Regions from separate parts of the Mus musculus genome. Here regions 2 and 3 are each linked to region 1. Evidence: chromatin loops called from intact Hi-C (ENCODE). Cell type or tissue: left cerebral cortex. All regions are shown on one strand.

Region 1 (8,000 bases):
ACCAAAGCTTGGAAGAATTAAGCTGTTCACAGCAGGTCCCTTGGCAGGGGGATGTGAGCCATGTCAGTCCCCTACAGGTCCCTGAGGTACTGAGCCCTGTCATACCCTCCTGTTCCCCAGGGGCAGTGCCAGTTATGGCTGCTTGGCGTCCTCCCAGTCTGCCTGGCCTGCTGTCTCCTGCCCTCACACACCTGTGTTCCTGTCCTTTCCTGAGAGATAAGGGCTTGGGTCGCCCCACCCCTTCTTTAATTGTCCCACCCCTTCTTCAAACAGCGCAAAGCTTGGGCCACTTTGGAGTTTGGTTTCATCTTTCTCTCTGCCCTGTCCTGCTTTTCTGATCCGGGGTCCAGCTCCTGTTGAAGGTGCTTGCTGAAGGCAGGGTGGAAGCTGGCATGGAGGTGATACCAGGTGGCTTTCTAGTTGTCAGAAACCCCCCTCTCCTGTCCCTGTTCCTGCCAGGCTCTTAGGACTGCACTGGCTTCTCCACAGGACACTGGGAAGATTATCCCAGCAAAGACTTGATGCTTTCCGTCAGTTAGGGGCTCTTCCCCACATGGAGGGAGGGGACTGGGCCTTCACATGGAGGGAGGGACAGTCCATCAACTTTTCACCCAGGTAGAGAGCCAGCTGTTCCAATACCTGTTCCAGATGTTGAGGGGAGATACTGAAGGGAGTGACTGTTTAATATAGATTTTAACTGATTACTCATGGCTCGCAAGAAAACCTAGCAACAGTTTGAAAATACTAATACAGGACTGGATTAGGCTAGTAAATTATTTACCTTATCTTATCCCAAGAAATAATTTGAGTAACCAGTAAAAAATTGAATAAAATTGGAAAATAATAGAATAGCCTGGCTTAAAAATCTTACATTGAGGTGGGGAGTGTTTGCTGTATCTTCCAGAACTTGCCTTTAAAAACGGTGGACTTCTTAGCTTAGGAATATATTTCTTCATTTTTTTTTAATGATTTATTTTTATAGATATGTGTATGTATGTGTGTACACGTCCATTTGTGCCTATGTGGGTGTAGTACCCATAGAGTCCAGCAGAGGGTATCCTATTCCTGGCACTGGAGTTACAGGCAACTGTGAGCCACTCAACATGGGTACTGGGAACTGAACTCTGTCCCTCTGCATGAACAGTACGCCCTGTTAACTACAGAGCCACTTGTTTATACTTTTACCTAACAAATAATTACTTGCCAGGCACTGTGTGATGGAAGGCCTTCTGGGACGTCATTTTACTAGTGAAGGAGGCAAAGAAGTCAGGGTGATTACTGTGAGAGAAATAATGTGTGCACTTGTGTGCACGCATGTGTACATGAGTGTACGTGTGTTCGTGTGTGTGTGTGTGTGTGTGTGTGTGTGTGTGTGTGAGCGCGCGCTCGTGTGAGTGTGTGCGTGAGTATTAGGATGGGAAAGGGAATTCAGATCCACAGAGTTTGAGACCACTGTAATGAAGAACTTGGGTCTTGCAGCTAAGCAGCCTATTATATGATAAAAGTGTTTACACCTTTAAAAACTTCTCAGAGTCCATTAAATTTTCTAGTTGGAAAATGATACTCTTGCGTAGCGGTTATTAAAATGGTGCATGAATTCATAGCTCCCCTCTAAGTGGCAGATCTTTGTGGCCCAGGGTGAATCACTTCCTAGCACTCTGGCCTCTGTGTTAATCTGGGTCCTAACATGTATTGTACCTTCTGAGGGAACTGAGCTCAGCTTAACCTGGACATGACAATGGCTGCTATGAAAAGTTAGCATCCTTTAACACAGATAAAACTGCAGCTGGGAGCTTTGAGGTCCAAAGTACAAAGTGAAGGAAAATTTTTATTTTTGATGTCCCAGACTATCCTGTGTTTATGTTCTCTGGACCAGGGTTGAAAATGTCTGGACCTGAGGTTAGACCTCTGGGCTAGCCTCTCCAGCACTCTAATGGCACGTTTTCAGCCACTGAGGACCTCTCCCGCAGGGCTCTCAGGACAGTTAGATGGAAAAAGTCACCAAGCCATCTTGAGCCTTAAGCCCTGGTCTTGGTGCAAACCACAGTCACAGACAGCAGCGCCTCTAGCATCTTAAGCCATAGGTCCCTGGGTTTTAAACTTCAGCTCACAGTACCTACAAAGGATCATTGTTTGACAGTGTGCCCTACTGTGGGAAACCCTGCTCCTTTTGGCCCTGACCTGGTCCCTCCCAGGTCCAAACCGGCTTCCATTTCTGGTGCGTGAATGATACAAAGAATGGTGAACAGTCACCCTGGAGCTGGAGCTGTCCGGGAACCTATGGCAGGGCAGTGACCCCATAGGACCAGAGCCACAAGGGACAAAGCCTTGGGCATGAAGAGGAGGGTGGAAGATGGGGATACAAGCTGCCTTTTGGGTACCATTGACTGTCCCCTGGGTCTCACCATGGCCTCTTGGACTCTGACCCTTCCTGAAACGATGACCTTATATTAACCCTCCACCTGAGGCAGAGTTAGAGCAAAGAGAAGTGAGGCACACAAAGGCTGGCATTTCTAAAGGCTTCCTCCTCCGGACAGGATGCTCGTCCCCACTCCCCCTCCCCCATCCACCGCCAGAGGAGTCAGTGTACACTGTAGTAAAATGTACACTGCAGCCTCCTCGTGAGAATCAGCTAATGTGAAATCCTGGACTAGGCCCACGTATAGCCACAGCTGGCAAGAGCTAAGCGAGGCTGATCCTTAAGACAATCCTGTTTGTCACAGGCCCCAAGGGGCTCACTGCTGTGCAGTAACCAGCCAGTCCCCCATCTTTGTATTGTGTCTGACTGCTCCAGGCTCTTGAGTTTACAAGTCAGTCGCCTGGGTAACCCTAGAGACAGCTATTAAAGCCTAAAGGACAGACAGGGATGTGTGTGGCTTCCTGCTGGGCTGAAGAACTCTGAAAGCCAGCCTGGGGAAAGGCAGAGTCGTCAGAGAGAGAGGAGAGTGTTCTCCTATTGAAAGCTCAAGCGCTACTGCCAATCAGGCTCAGTGCTATGCCCTGAGAAATGGAGCCAACCCCTCAGCCATTTTCTGTCCTGTAGAGGGAGGACAGTAATGCTGACACCAGTGTTACATGGATTAATCATTGTGCCGCTTGCTTGCGACAGGTCTACTGTAATGCCTGGTTTGGGGAGGGAATCATGTACAGTCAGATTCGATGCAGGAGACAACCAGTGGGGAAAAGGGTAGTCTGTCAACTGACTGCCAGCTTAGAAGGAACCAGCAAGCAGCTTTGAAGTAGTTTAAACTTGCCGAAAACATAGCAAACCTCTTAAGCTATGGAATCGTTAAACACACACACACACACACACACACACACACACACACACACACACACACACGTATGCATTAGTTACAATGAGCATTAGGTCCTGGGCTTGCTTTCATTTTAATTTGTTCAACTGTGTTTCAGTTTTGAGACCTTTGATGTAAACAGCTTTGAACAGTTCTGCATCAATTACGCTAATGAAAAACTACAGCAGCAGTTTAACCTGGTAGGTGACTTTTTGTCTTCCTGGGGCCGATGCTCAGCCCTCTGCGTGCACGACTTGGGCATGAGCCTTTTCTGGTTCCTCATTCAGGAATCCAAGCATGCCTGGGTTAATAGATAAAAAAAATGTTCCTGATAGCTAGAGCTATACATTGAGTTGCTATGCCGCTCTGTGGCTATATCTTGAAACTGCACCGCCATCTTTGACTTCCGTTTTGGAACAACTTGTGACACTTTCCTCCCCATCTATCACCTGTTTCCTTCATCCTCCAGGAGGAGCCTCCTTGAAGCCCTGAATTCTAGTATAGGTTTTGCACACTGCCTACATAGCCAACAACCTCTGTGACTGCCCTGCCCTGGTTGGGCTGATCCAGGCTGTGGAGGCTGCTTTTGTCCCCAGAGAGAGAGCAGCAGTGGCCCACAGCCACTGGGACTCAGGCAGCTGTGTTGGTGGTGACACTTTTTTGGTCCAGGCCTGACCTAGTGGAAATGGAGAATCCACTCAGGATGGTGTCGGGGTGACAGCCAGACCCACTGGAGACCTCTTAGTGGCTTTGACCTGGGGAGGGGGATGGGCAGTGTTCCAGGGTCTTCCTGATCACAGAGCGGACCTTCATCTGCACCTTCCAGGCTTGTATCAAGCCCTTCATGTCTCTCTTTGACGTTGTCTAATGTCCACCTTATCTCTGGGCTCCCCAGCACGTCTTTAAACTTGAGCAAGAGGAATACATGAAAGAGGACATCCCCTGGACTCTGATAGACTTCTATGACAACCAGCCTGTTATTGACCTGATCGAGGCAAAAATGGGCATTTTGGAGTTGCTGGATGAAGAATGCTTGGTAACTGTCAGAATAACTGGCTTCTTTTTCAGCGTCTGAGTAGCTACAGATGCACACACCGCCAATCGGTCCTTTTGGAGTTGTATATGAAAAACCAGATGTCTTACTCATTTGGTTGGATATTAAATCTGAGACACTCATGTGGACCCTGAACCCTGGGGGCATGACACTCCTGCGAATGGTGGAGGGGGACGTTTATTACATGTGAATGAATAAAAGACATAGGGAAAAAGGTAATCTGGAGGCTCCTGGGTATGGAGAGGGGAGAATTTATTATAGATATGCGGGAGAGCACAGCCAGAGGCAAGCACATCTGGGAGAGTCCAGAGTGGACCTGACCCAGAGCTGGGCCGTGTAAGGAGCGGGGTAGGGGAAGAGAGAGGGGCGAGCAGGGGAACCAGGTACTGCAAGCCAGGAGGCCCCAAAGGTACAAAGAGAGCAGGTAACCAAAATGGTTAGATTATATAGATAAGGGCAACCCATCCTCCTAGGGTAGGGGGCAGGGTCGGCCATCCAGGAGGGCCCTGGAACAGGTAGGGACTGAGGGATGCAGAGTGAACCTAGCAGCCAGGTCTTCTTTGCTATGTTAAATAGGCACCCCAGCCGTTTGTCTGGGATTTGAAATGTTAACAGAAGATATAAGGGAAAGAACAACCAGAGGCATCCAGAAGGGTCCAGACTGAACTGGGACATGAGAGGAGAGATGGGGCAAGAGAGGAAAAGAAGTAGGGGCAGAGAGGAGTCAAGAACTGAGAGACCAAAAGGCCATGTAGCCAAAAGGGCTGGATTATATGGAAAGAACAGCTGGGGGAAGGCAGTGAAACTCCGGAGATGGAGAGATGGAGAGTATGGGGCGGGTATGCCAGCCAGGATGACCCTGCAACAGGTACTAGTGAGCAGGGACTGGGGGCAACTGATGGCTTGGAAATGCCAAACAGGCACCTCAGTTAGCCATTTGTCCTGGTACCATGCACAACCCCCAGGGTGACGTAATCTTCAAGGCCAGCATGCAGACAGATGTATAGGGCATGCAGTGAATGGCTCCACCCTGTTTAGTGTGAGTCAGCCAGAGGGGGAGGGAGTGTCAACACCATGTGATTCCAGAGAACCTCTAGGAGTTTGGCTAACTTGTACCCTTTGGGAGGAGTGTCACTTAAAGGTGGGTCAACCCAGCACCATGCCCCAAGAACAAATAATCCCCTGGAGAGTATGAATGGGCTTGCAACAGTAGCTTGGAGACACTTGAGCAGTCACCCCTCCCCCTCAGCACCCAAAGATTTATTTGCTTAAAAATAATGATACAATATGTCAGGTCCAAAGGAAACCAAACAGTTAATGGTGTCGCCTGTTAGCATACCAAAATGCATACAGTCCTCCAAGTTCATTCAGTCCCTGTGGGCTCCTCTCAGCTCTCCTCACTCCCCACCCCCCACCCTCTCACTCCCACCCCCACCCCCCTATCCAAACCGCCTCCAGCTCAAGGGCTTCCCTTCCCCAGCTTCTCAATCCATTTCAGCTCTTGACTCCCTCTCTCTTGCCCTCTCTTGCCCCTCTCTTTTGGTCCTCTCTTCTCTTCCTTTCTCTTTCTCCTCCCTCCCTCTCCCTCTCCCTCTCCCTCTCCCTCTCCCTCTCCCTCTCCCTCTCCCTCTCCCTCTCCCTCTCCCTCTCCCTCTCCCTCTCCCTCTCTCTCTCCCTCTCCCTCTCCCTCTCCCTCTCCCTCTCCCTCTCCCTCTCCCTCTCCCTCTCCCTCTCTCTTTTCTCGGCCTGCTTCACTCTGCTGGCCATATTCTACTACTTTCTGTCTCTGCTGTGACTCTTCTAGATGCCTCTGGCTCCGCTCTTACCTCATATCTACAATAAAAACCTTCCCCTCAACCACACCTTGGAGCACATCACGTCCTCATTTTTATACACAATAAAACTGCCAATTCTCTTTGGGTCCTTCCTGGAATTCTCGGTTCCATGGTTCTTCCTGATCACCTTTTCCAGCACCACCTATGCACCAACTCTTGCAGGCATCAAGCCAGTGTTCTAGAATGTTCTAGAGGCAGGAGTATTGAGGTTAAGGTAGACTTCACATCTTTGTAAGTCCTGTAGGTGACCTGGAAGTCACTGAGCCACAGTGGAGTATGGGACTCACTCTGTTTGGGTTGAGTTTAACTAGTGGTGTTTAAATGCCAGCATTAGAAACAGGTTTTTCAAGGAGCTTAGCTGGAGGAAGTATGACCTTGGTTATGGGAGGCAGAAAAACCAAATAAAATCTATTTTCCCTGAGATGGGGGTAGGGAAGACACAAACCTGGTGTTGTCCTTCCTGTTCTGCTGGGAATGGAGTCAGGCTCCCATCCCATTCCTCTTTCCTTGAACTTTGAAGCTCCTGTGAGAAGAAGAATAAAATACTGCCTATTCTAGTTTATGCAAGTCTTCAATCCCAAGCATTGACAATGGTATAGCCATTTAACTACTGTGATAAATACTTCATATATTTGTTCATAATAAAAAAATAACTATGTATAAAGATTAATAAAGCCAAAGATACATGAATGTTTAGAATTGCTTAGAGCAGTGGTTCTCAACCTGTGGGGTGTGAGCCTTTGGGGGGAGTTGAACAACCCTTTCACAAGAGTTGCCTAAAGCCATTGGAAAACACAAATGTTTACACTACAATTCATAACAAAAGAACAATTACAGTTTTAAAGTAGCAACAAAAGTAATTTTATGATCAGCGGCTACCACAACATGAATAACTGTATTAAAGGGTCAAAACATTAGGAAGGTTGAGAAACAACCTGGAGGAAGGCCTAGAGGAAGAAGGTCCTCTGACTTGCAGTGGCCCCCTGAGGCAGCAGATGACCTTGGTGCCCCCAAATCAGCTTCCTCCCTCCCTCTGGACATCTTTCATCTCGTTCCCATACTTGAGATTTCCCTTGCTTTCTCTTCCAGTTGCCTCATGGCACCGATGAAAACTGGCTTCAAAAGCTGTATAACAATTTTGTCAACAAGAACTCGTTATTCGAGAAGCCTAGAATGTCAAACTCATCCTTCATCATCCAACATTTTGCTGACAAGGTACAGTGACGTCTTGACCACTGTGCCACACCCAGGTCAGAACTCTTCTGGTGTGGTTGGATTCAAGTCCCACTGAGGGGAGCTGGGAAGACAACTGGTCAGTAAGGTGTTTGGCTTACAAGCATGAGGACCTGCGTTCAGTCTCTCTTCAGACAAACCAGGCATGGTGACACACATCTGTAATCCATTAGGGGAAGATGTTTTACTGCAGGTAAAAGAGGGAAAAAGTCCAGAAGCATCTGGAAGAGTCCAGAGCAGAGAAGGAAGCAGACTGGGCATGCCCAGGACTAACACTGAGAGAAGGGAGAACAGCAGGAGGGACTAGTGGATAGACAGCAAGAAAATAGCACATGCGGGGGGGGGGGGGGGATGCACGACTAGTGAGATAGCAAGATAGAAGAGAAGAACTAAAAGAGCAGGACTAGAAGAGAAGAGCAGGTTATAAACCAAGTATCTGGGAGATACTTCCTGGAGGGATATGTCCTAGAAGTATCTCCTGTGAACTGGAGCAGGCCTGTGGGTTTGTGTCGGAAGCTCCAACACCACAGAACAGGTAAACTGAGGCAATTGATCGCTCAGCAGACTTTTCTCTGAGGGAAC
Region 2 (8,000 bases), 350 kb before region 1:
CCTGGGATGGGTTCATTCAATTTTCTCACAAACCAAATCTGCTCACTTCAGCATGAAGTTGTTCAAGTCAGCACCCTGCCCTGGTGAGCTCAGCTCTTTGTTAGTTGCAGAGCCCTGGGAAGCCAAACAATGTGTTTAAAACACCCAGGCTATCTGGGTACGAGGGTACACACACCTGTATCCTAAGATCGGACAGTGACCCGGGGGGCGGGGGATGGGGTTGGCTGTGAGTTCAAGGCTAGGCTGGGATGCATGGCAAAACACTGTCTTAATGCTCACCACAGACACACACACCAAAAGCAAGCAAGCTACCAAGTGTCCACTGAAGGACTTAACCTTAATCTAGCTAGGACCTTGGATAGGCACATTTTGCTCACAAAGCAAGAACCCCTTTAACTATGAAGGAGGTGTGTGGCTATTAGGACACATGCTTTCCAACACTGAGCGCCAAGGAGTCCTCGTCAAGCTGGGTTGTGCCAGCCGGGCTGAACTCCAGGGAGGACTAAGCCATAGGTGTGTTTATCATTCCTATCGGTGCTCAGAACAGAACCCAGGGCCCCCCTCGCACACGCTGAGCAAATGCTCCTACCACTGGGCAACACTGCCAGCCCTAAAGTATACTTTAATAATATTGCAGGTGTTGCCTTCCCTGCACAGAGATCCTTCTGTTTCTCATTTTTTTTTTCTACCCTGCCCAGCCAACCTTGTTCTTTCCCTTCATGGAAGTGGAAGGGCGATGGTGCCGAAATGTAAGCCCAAAGTCTCTGCTATGTCCCAAGCTTCTCCCAGAGTGACCTCCATCACCAAGCCTCAAACCAAACAAACAGAAACGGAAACCTATTTAAAGACATCCTTTCTGCCACTCCTAATCCACAGCCTGCTGCTAACTGGTGGAGGGGCATCCCTGCCTGCTCCCAGAGCAACACTGGAATACCCAGCTATTTCTCACCTGCTTCCTAGCAGTGTGGGACACCCAGTCCTCTCTGAGTGAACAGAACCCAGACGGTCTGCGGCTCAAACGTAGGAGATGTGAGGGTAGATTGGGGATTTCTTTTCGCTTGTATTGGTTTTGTTTGAGGCAGTCTCACTATGGAAGCTAAGATGGAACTTAACTAGGCAGCCCGAGATGGCTTCCAATTTTGCCTCTTCCTGCCTGAGCCTCACAGTGAGTGCTAGGATTTCAGGTGTGCTCTACCTCAGCCAAGCACAGATGAGCTTTTTGGAGTTGACTTCATCCGTAGTTTCTTGGTTCCTGTTGAGAACATCCAAGGCCACTGTCTGTGAATCTCAAGGTTTATTCCAAACTGCACAATCCAAGAAGTCAAGGCCAAGTTTATACATTCTCCCTCCTGAGGCTCTCCGGAGGGGTTAAAGGCATAGCTCTGAGGTCTGTGTGGCTGGAGGAACTAAAGACTCTAGAGAGAGACTTCAACTGCCCTCCCACCCTCGGGTGAGTCCTCTGATAATATTAACACAGAGCTTCCTGCTACCTCTGAAGTGGGTCCCTGAACTTGGGAGGCCTGGAACACATGATGCAAACAAGGGTGTGCCTGTCTCTTGCTGCAGAGTGCCTTGCCATAGCTCCGGTGAGTGTGAGAGGATGTGGGTCAGAGGCCTCTCCAGACTGTGGTGCAAGAAGCCTCCTGTAACACAGGTCCTGCCTACACTAGCCAGCCGACTGAGCAGAACTCAGCCACTCACAGAGGCAGCACAGGAGAGCTGTGTGTGTGTGTGTGTGTGTGTGTGTGTGTGTGTGTCCGTCCACAAACACTTTAGTTTGCTCTTCTTTTCTCCCCATGAATCTGGCCCCACTTGTGACTATTAACACCTGCTTTCAGGTCGCCAGAACAAGAATAAAACTGCAGCACAGCCACGCGTACCCTGGTCTTGTCGCCTTCCTTTTAAAGGCTGAAAATTCCAGGGAAAGGGAGAGAAAGTTGGTTTTTAAACTCGGTTCACATTTTAAAAAATAAAAATAAAAACACGTTTCTGGAGTCGAAATAACATCTTTCATAGTTAACCAAATTAACTTGTGCATTTATATCCTCGATACTATATAATTTGCAGTAAATGTTAAAATTTCCCAAATTGTCCCTAAAAATGCTCTTTATAGTGAGATTGTGGGAAGTAGTATCCAGTATAAGACCATACAATGTGCCTGCTTTTTATAGACCTGAAACCTTCATGTCTTTCTCAAGCCACTAAACTCCTCTTAGTCATGTTCTGACTCCTTGAAGACGGGGTCACCTGTCCCAAAGGATGCCAGGTCACTTGGTTGTGTCCAGCACTTTTTCTACTGATTTTCTGCAAGCTGGAAGTTGTATCTCCGTATCCAGATTAAATATTCTGAGGTGTTAGGATTTTAAGCTTTTAGACAGGATCTTATTACCCCACGCTGGGGAAACTCACCATACAGCCAAGGTTGAACTTGAATGTCTGATCCTCCTGCCTCCACCTCCTGAGAGCTAGGATTACAGGTGTGCTTGTTACTCCTGGTTTCTAGTGACGAAGCCTCATCCTCAGCCACTCTAAGAAAAAGTGCTACACAGAAGAGTTGACTTCTGTAAATGATGAACACCTAAGTCACATAGAGTGTCACGCATGCATATACTGCTCAGTGAGACTACATTCATCTTCCTCCTGGGAAACACAGATCCCACTCTGTGTCACACAGAGAGGGGGCTACTTGTAACTGTGTGTAGAATATGGCAATTTGGGAGAAATCTATACAAAAGCTACCAGGATATTTAAAGCCATCACCAAGTGTCCTCCTGCTTTTTCTTTGACTCAGCTCTCTCTCTTTCTCTCTCTGTGTGTGTGTGTGTGTGTGTGTGTGTGTGTGTGTATGTGTGTCATGCCTGCTTGCCTGTCTGCCTGCCTGTCAGTCTGTTGTGTATGTGTGTCCATCTACTTGTGTCTGCTTATATCTATGTGTCTGTGTGTGTATCTATATCTGCCTACTTACCTGTCTGTCAGTCTGTTTGTGTGTGTGTGACTATCTACTTATGTGTGTGTCTGCCTACTTGTGTCTATGTTTCTGTCTTCTTGGAACTGCTTGTGTGTATGTGTGTGTCTGTATGTGTGTGTCTGTGTAGATATTTGTGTGTCTGTCTGCTTGTGTGTCTCTGTGTGTACCTGCTTGTGTGTGTGTATTTGTCTGTGTGTGTCTGCTTTTGTGTGTGTATTTGTCTGTGTGTGTCTGCTTTTGTGTGTGTGTCTGCTTGAGTGTCTCTGTGTGTGTGTGTGTGTGTGTGTGTATTTGTGTATGTGTGCCTGTGTTAGGAGGTGTGCTCATGAACCTTTTTTTTTTTTTTTTTAGTACTGGAGATTGAAACACATGCTAAGATACTAGTCTGCTGTGAGCTACAGCCCCAGCCTTAGGGTCTACTTTTTGACCCTCAGCCTTAACTCTACTCTTAGTATGCTCCTGGGCCAACCTTTCTGGTGACCACAAACCTGTGACAGATCCAGATGGGAGAGAACAAAGATAGGTGAGGCCGGATTCTCCAGGTCTTCAACAGCTATGAATGCCTTTCCTCTTTGGGTGGTGCTGGGGACAAAACCCAGGACCGTGTACACGCTGAGCACACGCTCTGCCACTGAGCCACACACATGGCCTCAATAGCCTCTAATTGAACCTGAAGCTTATTATGAACCCAGTTGGAAACATTTGCCCAGGTTTTAGGGAGCAAACACTCTGTTCTGTGAGCTTGTATCTAATACACATCACCTTAGTGACCTGCTCACGCCACCGAAGCTCAGCACCTTGGAATACAAAGGCTGGAAACCCCCTTTGTTTTCCAGTGTGTGGGGCACGAGCCTCTGACTCATCCTGGAGCCCAGCCAGCCTCTGAGTGCTGCAGGGTGAGCAGGGAACCGGGCAATGCCGGAGTCCCCAAGCACAAGGATCTTCCGACCAAACGAAGCTTCGAAAGCAAACAAATAAATAAAGGGGGTGGAGGCAGGTGCAGGGACACTTGGGACGTACTCACGTCAGCTAAAAGGCAAGGGCAATGCCAGCGGGCGGGCGGGCAGGCGCTGTGCGTGTGCCTGAACGCCTGTAGAACATCTTTGCTTGTGACCTTGGGGGTGACTGTGAGCAAGGTGCTTGTCCTGCCAGCATGAGGACCTGCGTTTGGATCTCTCACAAAAAGCCAACGAGGTGGCCCATGCGTATAAATCCCAGGGCTGGCCAAGCAGAAAGAGTAGGCTCTTTGGGGGCTTGCTTGCTAACCACCTACTTCAGCCTATCCGTGAGCTCCAGGTTTGGTGAACAGCCTCGTCTCAAAGAATCCGCCGAAAGGGCTGGAGAGATGGCTCAGGAGTTAAGAGCACTTGCTGGTCTTCCAAAGGGGTTCAGTTTCTTTCCCCCACATCTGGGTGCTCACAACCTCCTGTGGCTCCAGCTTCAGAGGGTTCGGTGCCCTCTCCTGGCCTCTAAAATTGCTACACCTCTGTCTCTCTGTCTCTCTCTCTTTCTCTCTGACTCACTCTCTCTCTCTCTCTCTCTCTCTCTCTCTGTGTGTGTGTGTGTGTGTGTGTGTGTGTGTGTGTGTGTGTGTGTGTGTGTGTGTTTTAGGAAATGGTCTCTTCTCAACCAAGCTGGCCTTGAACTCACTAACTGACCAAGAATGGCATTGACCTTCCTGCCTTCACCTCTAGAGACTAAACCCGAGGTTTTGTGCAAGCTGGCAAATACTCTACCAATTGAGCTATTATATCCTCAGCCCCCTGGGAGTCCTGGAGATACTTCCTTTAACTTGTTTCTGACACAGAAGTAGAGTTGGGGCAGCTAACCTCATTCATGTCCCTGTAGGAAAGGAACAGGAAAGTTACCTCCATATCAGCTGCCTCAGCTCGATGAGGAAGAGATACCAGATATATATAGGCCTATTACCAAAAACCAGAATGGCAGGTCAGCTATTTAGGGCTTCTTAAGGTGTGCATTAGTCATAAGGCTGGCTGGCACGTGTCTGGGACAAACCAATTCAACAGGAAATTGATCCCATTGCAGTACAATGGGCGTATTCGGAAGCAGGTGTACTACACACAAATGATCTCTGGAAATTGGGGGAGGGTGGTTTTTCTTCCCAAGGCAGAGTGAAGAATCGGGGCAGGGTGGCACAAGCCTATAATCCTAGCATTTAGGAGATGGAGGCAGGAGGACCAGGAATTCAAGGCCAGTCTTGGCTACATAGTGAACTGGAGGCCAGCCTGGCCTACATGAGACCTTGTCTCAAAAAACAGAGAGTGTTGGTCCAGAGACATGGCTCAGTGGTTAAGAGCACTCACTGGCTGCTCTTCTAGAGGTCCTGAGTTCAATTCCCAGCAACCACATGGTAGCTCACAACCATCTGTAATGGGATCTGATGCCCTCTTCTGGTGTGTCTGAAGACAGCTACGGTGTACTCACATACATAAAATAAATAAATCTAAAAACAAACAAACCACAGAAAGTGAAAGAATAATGACTTAACATTGTCTTTTTCCTTTGAGACAGGGTCTCACTGTGTTGCCTAGGCTGGCCTTGAACTCCTGAACTAAGATGCTCTTCCCAGCCCTAGCCTCCAGAGTAGCTGGGATTGTAGGTGTGACCCACCACCCTCAGATTTGGTACAAAAATATCAAGCAAGTATGCTATCTCCACAAACCTCCCTCAGCCTGTGTGCGGGACTAGGACATCATGCTAGTTTCTTCCCAGTTAGTGGTCATTGTATTTACCCTTAAGAGAAAAGCAGGGAATGGCTTTGGTTCAAAAGAAATAATCATAAAACTAATTCTGATTACAACATGATATGACCTTTTAACTCGCAGTGCTCTCTTTCTCTCCCTCTCTCTCTCTCTCTCTCTCTCTCTCTGTGTGTGTGTGTGTGTGTGTGTGTGTGTGTGTGTGTGTGTGGCATGCAGATGCCAACAGAGACCAGAAGAGATCATTGGATCCCCTGGAGCTGGAGTTAACATGGCTGTGAGCCATGTGGCTTGGGTGTTGGGAACCTAACTGCTCTGCCAGTCCAGGCCCTGGCTCTTTCGATGTAGCCCTGGCTGCTGCCCTGAGATCTTAACTCCTTCTGCCTCCACCTCTCCCCTAGCTGAAGTTTCAGGCCTGTGCCACCACACTCTGCCTGTTAAAGGCCTTTCAGAAAACACCCTATTCAAGAGTCTAAATCAAGCCGGGCGTGATGGTACACACCTTTAATCCCAGCACTCAGGAAACAGAGGCAAGCGGATCTCTGGGGATTCAAGGCCAAGCTGTGGCTACCGCACAGAGAAACCCTGTCTTGGAAAACAAACAAAAGAGTCATATTTTTTCAGCAATGAATTATGTTTGGAGTTCACCACTGGTCTAAGAACAAGCTGAGCCCTCAGAAATCTTTCAGACGGGACAAGCTGAGGGCTGGCTTCTGTATGAGAGCTAGTGTCTGTCCATTCTCAGTACCCTCCAGGAAGCCCCTCAGGCTGGAGGGGAGGAGAGCTGTTTCCAGATTCCCAAGTCCTCTCAGCCACAGGCTGGCTGCCTTCTTTATGACTCCATTCCTGTCTGCCCACTCCCCCGGCTTCCTGCCTACTCAGCCTTCTCCCCAGCTGTGTTTTATCTGATAGCTTGTTAGAAATGCAGCCCAAAGTCATAGGACTCCTATGACCAGAGGCTACATGGCTACTGAACCTTTGAATCTGTCACTTAGGTCCCCTGTTCATTCCTTCAACAGCATGAAGTGACTCATTTGTCAGAACCCATAACAGAGTTCAGCTACTTTGGCTTTTATTTTAAAGTTTATGCAATATTTATATACAATTTTAAATATCATTACTATATAAAATATATATCATATAATATATACATAGTATATTGACTCACAACCAATATATATATATATATATATATATATATGAAAGAGAGGGAGTATCTTATGGAGGCTGACTTGAACTCTCTGTGTAGTCAAGGGTAACCTTGAACTTTGGAATCCACCTGCCTTTACCTCTCAAGGGCTGGGATTCTAACCAGGTATCACCACCCCTGGTTAGGCCGCACTGAGAATTGATTGAGCCAAGGGTTTTGTGCAGGCGAGGCGCTACCAACTGAGCTCCACCCCCAGCCCCTGGTCTTAGCACTTTTAAAAAATCAGAATTCATCTTCAGACCAAGTCGCCATCCTGGGAGCGACTGCAAGGTCTGAACACCTGTTGCCCTCCAGGCTCAACTAGACAATCTCCGTCCTTCTGTGCGGCTTCTTAATTGGAAGTAAACCTGGAAACCATTGCCAGACAGCCCGTGTGAGTCACAACAGGTGGCTGTGTGCTTTCCTTTCCGGGTGAGACGAGAACTTTAGTTTCTGTCCCCTCTGCTGTGTCTCAGGAAGATCAGGGCTGGTGAATAATTCAGGATTATCCGCCTCATCCATGAGATCATTTCCTTCAGAATGGAAGGTGCTTTCTTCACCTCTTCAGAGACTTTCTAAATCAGGCCTGAGACGGAATCATTTTGTTGTTGAAACACACTTAGACCACTTAGTAACCACAGCCTACCCCGTGGTCTTGTTTGACGCAATGTTGACAAGCAACAGATGTCTGGTTGTTAAACGTGAAGGCGACACACACTGCAGCTGGCATTGCCTTATGGGCTGTGTGAGAGGCATTGTGAGAGTCGACCTCTGTTTTCACGGCTTTCTCAGGAACAGTTGGTCCCTGGTTCTTGGAAAGCCTGAGTGGTAACAAATAGCATTTGTACAGGTCTAAGGGCGTAAGGAAAGACAGAGCCCGCTGGGGAAGGTTGCTCAGGAAGACAGCACAGGGTAAAGCTAGAGCAAGAAAATGCTCACAGAGTACCTGAGGCAGCAGGGCCCAGGATACGAAACAGGACCTGCCATGGAATCTGACTTCTTGGGATCACTGGGCTGGTAGAAGGTACGGGAAATTTCTCGGGGATACAGGTAAAATGTGAGCTGAGTCCCAAAAGCAGAACATCGGGGCACGGGAAAACTGTGGTCAGCTGAGGGTGGGAAT
Region 3 (8,000 bases), 65 kb before region 1:
GAGAGGGGCAGTGACCCTCTGCTGTATGTTCTTTTAGAAAAAGCACAGCCTTTTCTTTTTGGGAAAGATACTCTGCTGTCCCTAATAGAAAGGAAAATATGAATGTGTTGGTAGAAATGAATCAAAATAATAAAATCGTACCGACTATTTCTCATAGCAGTCTCTTGAGCAGTTGAGCCCCTCAGACCTCACATGGAGTGTCTGGTCTGGCCTGGAGTCTCCGGAAGAGAGTAACCTGACTACCTGCTAGGCTTTGAGTGGCAGGGAGACACAGCTACAGACCATTTTCCTCTGATCTCAGGCATCCAGGGAGGAGGCCTTCCAGCCTGTCTAGCCGACAAGCCAGGGAAGATTCTTGGTTGAGTCAAGCAGGAGCTATGTGTTGTCACTGGATACAGAGCTTCTAAAACGGGGCAGAGGGACTAGAATTGAACTTGGCACATTCTCTCGTTTTAAGCAGAGCCTGTATGGTAAAGAGGAAGGTGATTTTGCTGTTCCCCTTCCAGATTCTGAATGCTCACACAGACTCTCTAAGACCTTCTTTTTTCTTATTCCTTCCATTTTTTTTAACCAAAATAAAATATCTTCTATATTTTTCTTTATCACATTTACATCTATGTAAATTTTACAGATATACTTATTGCATAAAAGTCAGTTAAAGATTATAATTATTCATTTTTGCATAAAATCTGTTCTCTAGTGACAGATGAAAAAGTAATACCTTTTAAGATCCACAGTAAGACGTGTCTGAATTTCTCTGAAGGTCTAATTCCATTAGTGATAACTGAGAGTACAGATAGTTCTCTACCACCATATGTTCACCCATATTTTACCTAGATTGGAAAAAGTGTTTTCTTTCCAGTCTACTGTGTGTATGAAGCTCCGTGGTAGGAGTTGGGGAGGAGCAAGGACGGTGCCTGTGCTCTTTCAGAGCAACTGCACCTTGATAGGGACGGCTTCTGAGTCAGAAAATGTTCTTCAAAAGTTATGTTTTACTCTCTTTGCTGATATGACTAACAATGCTGTTGATGATTAATTGATAAATATGTGGAATAATACTGACTGATCAGTGTACAGATTCTTTGCTTCTGAGTGATTGCCTTAAAATGCTGACAGTGTGTGAAATGGGTTTGTTTCTGGGTGGCAGATTCTAAATTTGTTCACTAAGTTAATCAAGTGTTGCTCACCCTTATAACTCTTCTGTACTATCAGTATTTTGTATCTAACTCAGAAATGAACAAACCTTACACTCAAAATAGAAGTCTCTGGTTAGTTTGTTTTAGGCTATCCTTTGCAGATCATCTGCTTGTGCCATTCGTTACACTGACTGCTAATTTGAAGAATATTATCAAAGTCAAGTGTATGAAAGGATATTCTTTCTCAGTTTTAATTACACATTTGTTAGGATTCACTTGAGCAGAATATTAAGGTAAGCACGTCTGGGCTTAGTGCTTCTGAAGTTTTGCTGCACATGAACACACACGCACACACACTGAACACACACCAGCACACATAGGAATGGCTTTCTTACTCCTCAGGTGCACAGGCTTCACAGGTCTCCCCATGCTGCCTCTCACCAGCTCCACAAGTTGCAAACAGGACCGGGGTGCTAGCAGTGCTCCTTCCTGCCTTTTTATGTCATTGCCTTCCTTGCCCTTGCTGCTCTGATAGTGACTGGACAAGCAGCAGCTTGAGAGAGTCACATGTGAGGGAGCAGTAAAATGCTGGGAACTGAAACGTCAGCCTTCTCTGGTCACTATGGTTCCCTGTTCTAGTGACAACATCCTGGCCATCACCTATTTCCACTGTTCATGTGAAATAGAGACTCATCTATACATGGTAATAGCAGGTGGCAAATTGGAACCTGTGAGTAGATATAGTTTCGTTACATGTGTTTTAAAGTATTTTTAAGTTAATTTTGCTGAGAGGTAGCACTTGCTCAAAGACACAAGAAACAAATATCCATTGTACCTGTTTTTTCAGTATTTTGAGGAATTATATGCAGATGACCCTAAGAAGTATCAATCCTATCGGATTTCACTTTACAAAAGGATGATTGTATGTAAAACACAGTGCTTTTCTGTTGTCCTCTGCTACTTCTAGCCTTCTCTAACTGAAGAGCACACTGCTGTCTGTCACTGCCCAGGAGGTCTCTTCAAAAATATTCACAAAATCTCTTCCCCCCACCCCCCACAGCTATCTTTAGCCAGCTATCTTTTGGTGTCCCGTGTCCACTGTGTTTGGTTTGTTGTTAACCCAAGGCTTACAGTGTGATGGAAGCAATTGATTTCAAAGATAGAGTCAAATTCAGGAAGCATAACCCAGCACTGGGAATGTGAGCAGCTGTTTCCTCAGAATCACTAGTCAGATGTCTGAGCCCAGTTCTGAGCAAGCTAGAGAATGAATCAGCATTATCAAATGCTGTTCTTCTCTAAGACTCAGTGGCAACCCCCAGCCAGCTCCACTGACTCATGTCTGACCTTTCGAAGCTTTCTTAGTCTGGTCATGCCCACTTCCCTCTTCCTGAGTATCTAACTGCCTGTCCTTGGAGAGAATTCTTTACTAAATAAAGCCAGTATCTTACCTTCCATTTAAAAACACAGGTTTTCTTTCTCTCTTTTTCACATTTTACATTAGGCACTCAAACTTCATTTTTTTTAAATATATATATTGTGCAAGATTTGTGGGTATCTTTTATTACCTGGCATTTGGGTCTTATGCCAGCAGAACCCCACTCCCACCCCGAGGCAAGCTTTCACTACAACCCAGGCGGGCCTTGAATTCTCTCTGACTTCCTGGTACTTGGGTTATAGTCATGTACCTTCATGCTATGTAGCAGAAAGTTCTTTATCCTTTTGTTGTTATTACTTTTTTGTTGTTTGATTTGGTTTTGTTTGGCTTGTTTTTTTAAGGCAGTCTCTATATGTAACTCTGGCTGGCCTTGAACTCACAGAGATCCACCCACTACTGCCTTCTGAGTACTTGAATTAATGGTGTATGCCAGAACACCTGGCTCAGCTTACTTTTAGTTTCCCCAACTTCTTCATGTTTCGTAGGCGTTAAGGCTGAGTTTAGAACAGGTAACGCATAGCTGTGCTTTACTCACGGAGGGTCAGTCTTTTCCTAAGTGCAGCTGTCCTCAGCTCTCACAGACCTTGTATGCACTCATCAGAGCTCATCTTTGCCCAGTCCCCCTCACAAGTGACAGTGAGTCTGAGATGTTTCCATAGGAGCCTGCTGGGAGGCTTCCATCACGCTGTAGGCTGTAGCTGTAAGGAGCTCACTGCAGTGTCAGCCTTGCCTTCACTCACCGCAGTGTCAAAGCCTTGCCATCACCGGAGCTGCACCTCCTTTGTCTGCCAGTTTGAGCCAGGCGGTGGCTCCACCTGCAGCTTTTATGTGAAACTAACAGTGTGTTGCTGTGATTCCATCTGTGCGCCCTTTGTGCCTGTGCTGAGCCTGTTCTCATCTTTCTGACATAATTCTCATTTTGATCCTAGGATCTGATGGAACAACTTGAAAAGCAGGATAAAACTGTCCGGAAACTGAAGAAACAACTGAAAGTCTTTGCCAAAAAAATTGGTGAACTAGAAGGTACTTAAACATTTTTTAACAGCATTTGTCAAATTTTATGTCCATTGCTAGTGACCTGGTAGAGAGTTACAGGTGAGTTTTTAGAGAAAATAATCAAAATTACTTTTGACAATCTTAACCTCTGCGGAATGAAAAATTCTTCTATGTATGGGAATAATTTTCCTAGTAACATAACAGTAAGTTACAAAGGGAGAAAATTCATTCAACAAACAGCTAACACATGCCAGAGTCTGCCCTAGTCAGTACAGCATGTGCTTAAGAGCAAGGATTCTAGAGCCAGCTTCTTGATTCAAGTCCTGTGCCTCTCTCCTACCTACTAGGCTCAGAATATGTGCGTGGTGCTGAGCCTCTCCATGCCTCAGTTTTCCCACATCCTCACTGGGAATGATAATGGTGCCTCTCAAACATGGTCTCTAAGAACTGAATGAGTTAATGTGGGCGGCACATCTGCAATAGCAACATACCTGCTACACACAATCTAATTGTTACCACTAGAGCTACAAAAGGGAATGTGGTAGAGTATCCTCAAAGAACTCACGACCTAATAAAAAAAAAGAAATTAATCAGGAAATATGAATTATAATTATAAAGAAACATGATTTTTAAAATCATTTCTATATAAAAAAGGTATGCTCCTTGAGAAAAAAATCCATGGAAGCATACTGCTGTTGTCCTGTGAGTTAGTCTGATCATCCAGCAAGTTTTATTGCGTGTGCCTAGGTGCTGGTGCAGTTGCAGGTGCTTGAGATCCAGCTGTGAGTGAGACCAAAGCAACCACTGAGTTCATTCCAGCCACCCTCTCACATCTCAAGGCACCTGAGGAACAGAACTTCAAAGATAAAATTCCCTTTAAGCCATTTTAACCACAAATGATGTGCTCATCCTGGCCATCTATCATATTCTCTACTTGTCATCTTTGTGACTCTCATGTGGCACAAAGGATAGAAAGAGCCCACCACTCCATCACACTGAGTCATAACTGTTCTTCCGTCTGTCTGGCAGTCCCAGTCAAGCCCTGCTCATTCTGTGGAACTAAAGGCACTTGTCACATCCTCAGAAGCATCCTGATCGCACCACCAACCTCAGGACCTGCTTTCTGTATTTGGTTCATACTTTCTATGGTTTTTCACTCTTAAATTTTTGGCAGTTTTTCTGTTTGAATTACTGGTTTCTATGCTTGACTAAGAGCTTTCTGGGCATGGAAATCACCTCTTATTTTTCACAGTTACAACAATGAACATAGTTTCTGACCTTTGATAACCCTTCTATTCTTGACTGAATAAATAAGTTTTAAAAATATTTAGAGCATATAGTGCCACAGATGTTAATGTCAAAGAGGTTATTACTCTCATTAATATGCAAATACTGAAATGTTTGTTTAGATATCAGAACAATTACTTTATAACCACATATTTTGTATAGACCATTAACATTACATTATTCATATATTACATTAAAACTTGTGAAACTCCAGGGGCTGGGGAGCTGCCTTGGTGTATAAAGCACTTGCTATAAAACTGTGAGGACTGGATCCCAAAATCCTGCATAAGCTGCTGTCAGGCATGACCACTGCCTGCAATCCTAGGTTTAAAGTGCCAGGGACAGGTGATTTCCCACAAACTGTCTAGCTGGACAAGCTGAAACAACAAGCTCTGTGTTCAGGGAGAGACTCTACCTCTCAACACATGAGGTAGAGATAAATGAAGAAAGATACCCAATATAACCTTGAGCCTTCACATACACACATGTGCATCGACCTACATGCTTACATGAACATGCATATATTCCATGCATACAAATACAAGAAGAAAAAGCTTCAAACCCCAGGTTTATATATATGAGCTATAATGTTTATCAGCAGTACTTAGAAATCCAGGTTCTTTTTTACAGAGAACTTTCTACACTGAACTGACGCCATGGCAAGACAGGAGAGTATTTGTAAAAACTCTGCTATAAGGGTATTAACCTGTAAGGTTATTAAATTAGTGGCTCTTTGCCAACATTAATGAATGTGAATAAATATAAAAACCGTTTTTATCTCACATTTGAAATCAGTTTCTTAAATGGTATGCTTTGAAATGTAATTAAAGAGAGAAGATATTTCAAGATGCTATTGGGCTATTATCAATTAGAAATCAAACTTTTCAGCTAAACTGTCCTGATAGCCAAGCAAAAAATAGTATTTATGCTAGAAGCTCATGGATTAAATAAGAAAAAGTCATATTTATTCTTAAGAAAATTTATATTTTGAGTTAAATTATTTGCATCTAGCTAAAATGAAATAGGCTCATATGCCTAGGGTACCTCCCTAGGTGTCCATTGTCTACACCCTGCCAAAGTAGTGAATAAACGTGACACACTCTTCTGACACTCATCTCTTTCTCTCTGGGTCTGTGTTCTATAGAAAAATACCAGTCTTTGTGCAACAAAGCACCATCTAATAAAAGTTTATTAATGCATATTAATGTTTTTTAATGTGTTAAAACATTTAAACCCTTTAGCCTTAAATTGAAATAGCAAGATTCTTGCCTTTCCTGTGGACTATATTTAATTGAGGACACTTTTTATAAAACACTTTTTAAGAGAAAAAAATGGAAAATAGAAATTATGCAGCTAAGTAGAGAGTGTTTCAAAATCTGGTCTTCATGGTGCTCTATTTTAATCCAGGAGTAGGTGTTATATCTTGATTTTCATTTAAAAAAAAAAAGTCAGACCTGAAAGTATCCTAGAAGCCAGGAACTTTTTTGATTTAAAAAACAAAACAAAACAAAACAAAACCCTAGAACTATAAGTTATTTACCCAATACCCTGCCTGTTAGATAGTAGGTCTAGAACCTGAGCCTTCAACATCTTGACTGTTACATAGTAGGTCTAGAGCCTGAGCCTTCAATATCCTGCCTGTTAAATAGTAGGTCTAGAACCTGTGCCTTCAACACCTTGACTGTTACATAGTAGGTCTAGAGCCTGAGTCTTCAACACCCTGCCTGTTAGATAGTGTAGCTCTAGAACCACAGCTTTCAACACCCTGCCTATTACATAGTAGGTCTAGAACCTCAACCTTCAATACCCTACCTGTTAGATAGTAGATCTAGAACCTTGGCCTTCTGATTTCTCTGCTCTAGATCCGTCTTTCCAGAATTTTTCTACTTGTAAGAAATTGTCTGAAAATTAGCTAATCATGAGTTTAACTACTTTTTGTTAGCAAATATGTTAAGTGGTATATGTGGGGACTTTTCTGTGATGCTGTGGATACTTTCAAAGTAAATCTGACACAAAACATAACCCCTTGCCAGGTTTTGGGTAGCTTTTTGATGTTACTACCTGTGTATCAGGCTCTAAAGCTGTCAGAGCAAAATTACCCTTTAATGTTGCTATTTACCCAGTTTGAGCAGGGAAAAACATCTTAAATGGGAGTGGGAAGCTAAATGGCAGAGATGAGGAGCCTCGGTTCTTATAGAGTCTGCTTGCTTTACAAGAGCATGGAGCCCTTTTCCTCCTGAAGAACATTTCTCTCCCTTTTTTATTTCTCCTGAAGTGGGGCAGATGGAGAACATATCTCCAGGACAGATCATCGATGAGCCTATCCGGCCAGTCAACATTCCCCGGAAAGAAAAGGATTTCCAAGGAATGCTGGAGTACAAAAGGGAGGATGAGCAGAAGCTAGTGAAGAACCTGATTCTAGGCAAGTGCTTTCTCCATGGGAAGATTCCTCTCAGCCAGGGCAGTGCTAGAAACACTCGTCACTAAGGTTTGAAGTCTGATTTAATATTCTCTTTAAATTATTTTCTTGACTGTCAGGATTGTGCAATGGTGCTTGTTGCTAAGCCTGATGATCTGAGGCTAGTCTAGGCCTATTCTATTCTGAGAGAAACAGAGCCCTGCAGACTGTCCTTGGGCTTCCACAGACACTCACACAGGCCCTCACACAGCACATGCAAAACAAATAAATGGTTTTTAAAAATTAAGTTGTAATACTTCTTTTGAGGCAGTGGTCCTGTTGTGTTGTCCAGGCAGTGGTCCTGTCATGTTGTCCAAAGGCCCTGGGAGTTACCACTCAGCTTCAGCTTTCTCAGCGTTGAAGGCCATAGACAGGATCCACTGGCAGGCCTAGCTCTGAAGTCTCTGAGTCATCACTTCATACTACATTAGAGAGCTGTGGTGGAGTCCTTACTGAGCATTCAGCATCAGTGTGGGACATGTGTCTAGGATCCATCTGTAAGGCTCCCTTGAAGCCAAGCCAGTTAGCTCTGGTTTCATGTTAAGATCACTCAGAAAATTTTGGTTTTGGTTTTGAGACAAGATCTCATGTATAGCCCATGCTAGCTTATAACATGATATATAACAAAAGCTTACTTAGAATTCATAGTCCTTCATTCTCTACCTCCCACGTGCTAAGGCCTATGTGT

Evidence for each region. A loop is a pair of places that touch in the nucleus more often than their neighbours do. Peaks named below come from ENCODE experiments on the same cell type or tissue, not always from the same donor. Only the 100,000 strongest peaks of a DNase experiment are listed, where the experiment ranks them.
Region 2: it touches region 1 in a loop (3-fold over the local background); 13 of 42 quality-filtered maps call a loop at or near these places.
Region 3: it touches region 1 in a loop (2.5-fold over the local background); 7 of 42 quality-filtered maps call a loop at or near these places.

What each region holds. Positions count from the first base shown.
Region 1 is chr9:75,258,794-75,266,793 of GRCm38, forward strand. Myo5c (myosin VC) reads left to right here. Exons shown (of 41, transcript NM_001081322.1): 11 at 3,415-3,496; 12 at 4,192-4,332; 13 at 7,275-7,400. Among named protein-coding and RNA genes, the nearest start is that of Gm33750, 25 kb to the left of the region's middle. In left cerebral cortex, CTCF peaks have their summits at 1,063 (motif pointing right) and 3,675; DNase peaks (open chromatin) are centred at 2,657, 2,837 and 3,655; H3K27ac peaks cover 1,653 bases.
Region 2 is chr9:74,905,590-74,913,589 of GRCm38, forward strand. No RefSeq gene overlaps it. Among named protein-coding and RNA genes, the nearest start is that of Fam214a, 43 kb to the right of the region's middle. In left cerebral cortex, no CTCF peak of the experiment used is centred here; DNase peaks (open chromatin) are centred at 3,848 and 6,542.
Region 3 is chr9:75,194,143-75,202,142 of GRCm38, forward strand. Myo5a (myosin VA) reads left to right here. Exons shown (of 41, transcript NM_010864.2): 32 at 1,984-2,058; 33 at 3,501-3,594; 34 at 7,130-7,276. Among named protein-coding and RNA genes, the nearest start is that of Myo5c, 34 kb to the right of the region's middle. In left cerebral cortex, a CTCF peak has its summit at 3,383; DNase peaks (open chromatin) are centred at 358, 901, 2,419 and 3,294; H3K27ac peaks cover 7,597 bases.